Linked DNA regions of Mus musculus: region 1 is linked to region 2. A link is a loop called in an ENCODE intact Hi-C map of the cell type or tissue named here. Cell type or tissue: gastrocnemius. All regions are shown on one strand. Links, peaks and the distances in the headings refer to the core of each region. The heading gives the core; the rest is flanking DNA.

Region 1 (2,912 bases), core at 244-2,743, 190 kb before region 2:
TCTCAAAATCATTGTCTGTGGGTGAGAGCAAGGCCTTGTTCCAAAGTTCCAAAGGCCTCCACTGTGATTCCCCTGTGCGGTCCTCAAAGGACCCAACCATTACCCCATGTAGCACTGACAACGCAGCAGTGCCATCAGGTTTGCTAGACCATGTGTTCCAAGTGGCACAGCAGCTGGATTGTTTCAGGGATTGTTGCTGTTATTTTGGACCCATTCCTGGTACCACAGTCTGTATTAGGCATGGTTCTCTTGACAAAAGAATAGAGTGTGTATGTTACAAGATGATTCACAGGACTGGCACAGACTGGTCTGGGTAGTGTCATAATAGCCATCTACCCACTGAAGGCTGAGAACCAAATATAGGTGCACAGTTCATAAGGCTGCTGGAGTCCCCACTGAAAGCCTAGGGGAGTACTGGGGAGTCATTGGTCTTCTCCCCCTGGGGCAAGGCCGAAGAGGCTGAGTCAGATGATGGATGGCAGCAGTAATAGGAGAACTGGGTGCACTTACAAGCAAAAAGCAGAGGTGGACCGGGCAGCAGTGCCTCTTCTTTTGGACCGCCTCTTCCTGTTTGATTTGCTGCAGAAAGGTGCCACCTACTCTGAGGGAGGGTCCTCTCCCCTCAGTTAATCCTTCCTGAAAATACCCTTACAGGCCTACCAGTCAAGATGAATCATCTTAAGTTCTAATAATGCCATCTTTCGAAGCCTGGGTGGCTGCTGCTGAAGCCAAAGACAGAAGCTGGTCCATCCGTCACTGTACACCTGTGTGTTAGCTGCTGGCAGCTGTTTTCCCAGTCTGCTACTCTAGTCTGGGGCTGTGTTGTCAGCCTCCAGCCTTAGGCTTTCCTGTGGCTTCTCCATCGCCCGACTGTACTAGCTCCTGTGTTTGTCTCTTTGGGGTTCTCATTTGTTTGCTGGGGCACATCCTTGTTACAACTTGTTACAAGAGACTATGCTGGAAGATACATTTTTTTATTTCAACCCTTAGATAGATAGTGGGAAGGACCTAGTATGATGTAGATGTGTTTTTCCCTCCAGTCTGGAGTGCTCTGTGCTATAACTTCCCAGCCCTTGCCCTCGGCTGATACTGCCTGTTCTCTCCTGTACAACTGGAGCATTCATGGAACAGTGTGTCCATGCCAGTGCTATGTCAGGAATGCTTGCACAGCCTTTCCATTTGGCACTGGCATGCTAGAGAACAAAACAGATGGGAAACAGGGAAGAGGCAGCAGGCTCTGCATCTGCAGTTTTGCTTTCCGTGGGATCCAGTCTGAGGATGTTCAATGGAAAATTCCAGAAATAAAGCAACTCAAAATTTTAAAATTGTGCACTGCTATAATGAGTTATATGATAAGATCTTGAACAGTCACAGACCTTCCCACCGGGACCGGAATTGTCCCCTTCGTCCAGCTGACCCAGCCTGTAGGCTAGTCTCCCTTCCACTAGTCACTTAGGAATTGTCCTCATGTGTTGTGGCTAGGGGTTTACATTCAAAAGACCCTTTTAAAGTCATCTGCCACTGCTATATCCTTGTGCCCAGGCCACCTAGTACCATCACAAATACACTGTTTCATCTTAAATTATACCAAGACGGGTGTGCACAGCACAGCAGGATGTTGGGTGAATAGCCTGCTCGCCTAACTTCTATTACTGTAGTAGTTTAACTCCATTAATCATTTCTGTGGTCACTCTTCCTGTGACTGCTTTGCAAGTTAAGCCTTTATGAGTATTTGTGTGTAATAAATAGCCATGCAGGGCTCAGTGCTGTTTACAATGGCAGATGTTCCCACAGCACAGTGGCTATACAGGGGTTTCCAACCAAGAATCCTAGGAAGGGATTGACCAAAGACTTAGAGAAAGCTGGCATGAGCTGGGATGATTCTCACAGAGGCCCCAGAAGAGGAGGAAGAAGGAGCTTGTGGGAACACCTCCCAGACAGAAGCTTGCTGAGCCAAGAGGCCCAGGAAATCTGACTGGAGGCATGACATTTCCTAGACCAGAGCTGTAGGACAGAAAGGGTGTAGATGAAAGCCCAATGCAGTTCTGGACACAGTTGGTTTGGAACATGAGTGACCTCTCCAGTTAAGAGTGCCGAGTGAAGAGTTCTTAGATGTAGCCCAGGACTGGAGACGGGAATAGAATGCAAGCCTTTAGCCTTGGGAAAGGCTGAGGGGTGCCTGTCAGCCAGCTAGAGGTGGGAAGGAGGTGGAAGGACATGGCATGAATGGTACAGGAGGGACTGAGGGCGTTGCCTGAATGGTACATAGCCTCAGAGCAGAGTCAGTGGCCCTGCATCTTCCTTCAGGGTGCAGCACCAGGGACGGCCAGGAAGGTGGCTCACTGCTGACTCTCAGAAGCTCTCAGCTTGTGACCTGTGAGTTTTTTAAACATGTCTCCTTTAATGTCGTAGTTGTGTCTTAGGAAAGTTTCAGGATCCTCAGCACATACCTGCTCAAGAGCTGAAGGCTCTGGAAGATGATTAGATAGGGCTGGAGTGTAGCTCTGTTGGTGGAGTAGCTGCCTAGCAAGCATAGGGCCCTGGGTGGTTAGGCAGATGGCACCAGCCTTGCTCTGGGTTATTGCACATGTAAGCTTGTGAATAGCTGGAAAAGTGCTTCCAGGTGTGCCTCCACGCTAGCAGCTCACCCTTCCTTCCATGTTACTGCCTAGATGGCCTGGGAACCTGGGGCACTTTCTCTGTTGCCTCGTTTGGTGTGGATTTTTGCAGTACTCAAAGAAATACATTTATTAGCATACTATCACCTATTTTCACTCACTTAAAAACCCAGACCTGGTCAGTCATGGTGCTTTGTTCCTGTACTCCTGTCTCCTCAGTAAACTGAGGAAGGGTGCTCACTAGAGACCAAAGTTTAGAGGCCATTCTGGGAACAGAGCAAGGCCCCATGTCGA
Region 2 (2,912 bases), core at 150-2,649:
TGCAGACTCAGGAATGATGGGTATGGAGAAGGCAGTTCAAACAGGAAAGTGTGAAGTCCTAAATAACATGGCCGGTGAAACTGGAGAGATGGCCCAGTAGTTAAGAGCTCTTGGAGTCCAGAATTACCTCGCAAACTACACGAACACCAATCTCAGTCACACAGGGAGAGTTTATTGAGCATATACCCCAGGACTTCAGGAACTGAACCATGACCCCATGGTAAGAGCCTACAGGATTTTTAAGCCCAAAATCAACAGCCAAGTTATTTTACCAATCAGGATTTAGTAATAGGGCATTTCCTTAGGAATACGTCTTTGTTGTACACTTCTGTTTCCATTGGTTGAGGTATTCAACTGTGGCAGGAGACTTGCCTTGTTTAATATTCATGGTCTAACCTGTCTACCAGGATGGGACTTGTCTAACAGTCCTGACTTAACTTGCCATCCAGGGTGTCAGTTACCCACTTACATGGCTCTTTCTGCCAAGTAAGATGTCAGTTCCCAGGGAGGTTCTGGGAACTTAAATTTTACTTGACCACTACTCAAAATGGAAGTTTTAGTCCAAATCATTCCTTATATTGGTACAGATGTCTCTTGTCTTGGGGTCCATCCCAGGGGCAGCTTACAAAAGCAAATACTATAAAAGTGTATAGACAGGTGCAGGGGGTGCTGCTGGGTGGTTGGTCTGAGTCCAAGCTTATTGTGGGTAACTATGCAAAACAGTTCTACTGACTTCTATCCTGATTGGTTCCCAAGGGCCCAGAACACAACAGAATATGTAATCAATCTCGGTGTTAGAAAGGTTCCTAATAACAGCAAAACCATTTGAGAAAGTCATGACAGCAGGCAGGCTAGGGCTGGAGAGATGGCTCAGCGGTCAAGAGCACTGACTGCTTGTTCTTCCAGAGGTCGTGAATTCAATTCCCAGCAACCACATGGTGGCTCACAACCATCTGTAATAGGATCTGATGCCCTCTTCTGGTGTGTCTGAAAACAGCTACAGTGTACATAAATAGGTTTTTTCTTCTTCCTTTTTTTAATAAAAAACTAATGGCAGGCTAGCCAAGTAACTGCTACCTAGGCCTTAACAGGAACACTGGCTGCTTTTGCAAAGGACCCAGGTTCAGTCCTCAGCACCCACATCGCATGGCAGTTAACTGTTAACTCCAATTCCAGATATGGCGCCGCCTTCTGTTCTCAGTGAGCACTGCATGCATGTAGTACACAGACATGAGACATGCCAGCAAAGCTCTCATGCATAAATAAAAATCTTTTTTTTTTTAAACAAAGCATAACCAGGAATTTTTAAAGCAGAAGAGAATTGCTAGGGCAGTTTGAACATAGGTAGATATTAGAGAAATAGGATAATGAATTTTTTTAAAAGGTTATCAGAGAAAATGAGGGTAAAGGTAAGCAGCACCAGTATGAAGAGCTGCATGGAGTAAGATGCAGGGCCGGGAAACTGGCTTTTAAAGACTGATCCCAGGCCTGGGCAGTGGTGGCACACACCTTTAATCCCGGTACTCAGGAGGCAAAGTAGGCAGGTAGATCTCTGGGTTTGAGGCCAGCCTGGTCTATAGAACAAGTTCCAGGACATCAAGGACTACATAGAAAAACCCTGTTGGGGGTGGGGAGGGGGAAAACAAAAGCCTGATCCTAAAACATAAACACCTTGTACAGAGAGGTGGGATAGCTTATGTTACTAAGGGAAACTCTTGACTTGGTGCCAGGATAGGTCATGGGAAGGGAAGCCTTTTAGACCAGTGGTTCCTAAAGCTGCAACCCTTTAACACAGTTCCAGGTGGGCATCTCTGCAGACCCGCCTGGAGACGATAGAGGAATGGTGTATCAGTTCCTACAGACCTTTGAGCCCCATGGGCTGAAAGCCCGTTTTAGAGCATCTGGGTCTCTGGCAGTGGGGTCTATGTGATCCTCTCAGCACATCTCAGGTCTCCATCTCCAAGCGTCTATAAGATACTTGACCAATTGATGTGCATGCTGATGCATCGTTTTCATTAAAGTTTCTTGGGCTTGAGCTACAGTTCAGTGGTAGAGTACTTGCCTGGCAAGCACAAGACTCCAAGGAGAACATGATGGTGCTCACCTGTAAGCCAGCAACCTTGCCACCAAGCCTGACAGTCCAAGTGCATCTAAGTTCCTGGGACACACATGGTATAAGAAAATACCATAATAATAAATAATAAATGTAATTTATAAATTTAACTTTTTTAAAAACCAGGCATCAGGATATGGGTCTGGTAGTGTACCCCTTTAATCGCAGCACTCAGGCAAAGTGCAGAGGCCAGCCTGGTCTACATTGTTGAGTTCCAGGCCAGCCAAGGCTACATAGTGATTCTCAATCTTTCTAATACTGTGACTCTTTAATACAGTTCTAAATACACGTATGTGGGTGTGTCTGCCTGTGGCAGCCCACCTGAAGAGGATAGAGGAGTCCTGTCTCAGTTCTTAAACCTAGCTTCATCTTCGATAGTTGTCTTTGGAAACCTCTTTGAAAAGATCATTGGACCAACTGCAATGGCATCCTGACCCCCACAGGTTGAGAACCACTAGGGCCTTGCCACACCACCTCCAGTAGGATCTGTGTGACAAATTCCACAGACTGAGGCGATTGACCTCCTGGAATTGGCTGTGGAACTCTTTAATGGAGAAAATATATTGAGCCGTAGTTCTCATGGCAGTCTATCTGTTTTGTTTTCTCTTATTCTTTTCTTATTTACACATTCCTGGTAGCCTAAGATGGGGGTCACTAACATGACCTTATCCCCAGGGAAACCAACACTTTACTTTCTAAATCATTTACAAAACTTGTATGATAAAAACTTTCCCAACAATAAAATTTCATATGGCTACTTGTGTGTCATCAGAGGTGGATTTTGGTATATGGTAAAGAA

Evidence for each region. Hi-C counts contacts between places; a loop is a spot of excess contacts. Peaks named below come from ENCODE experiments on the same cell type or tissue, not always from the same donor. Only the 100,000 strongest peaks of a DNase experiment are listed, where the experiment ranks them.
Region 1: a loop joins it to region 2, with 2.3 times the contacts of the local background. A loop is called at or near these places in 2 of 42 quality-filtered maps.

The regions. Positions count from the first base shown.
Region 1 is chr5:129,533,521-129,536,432 of GRCm38, forward strand. The region is part of intron 7 of Sfswap (splicing factor SWAP); the gene reads left to right. Among named protein-coding and RNA genes, the nearest start is that of Sfswap, 34 kb to the left of the region's middle. In gastrocnemius, for the core only: no CTCF peak of the experiment used is centred there; no DNase peak of the experiment used is centred there; H3K4me3 peaks cover 202 bases; H3K27ac peaks cover 2,500 bases.
Region 2 is chr5:129,719,193-129,722,104 of GRCm38, forward strand. No RefSeq gene overlaps it. Among named protein-coding and RNA genes, the nearest start is that of Nipsnap2, 4.4 kb to the right of the region's middle. In gastrocnemius, for the core only: a CTCF peak has its summit at 1,203 (motif pointing left); no DNase peak of the experiment used is centred there.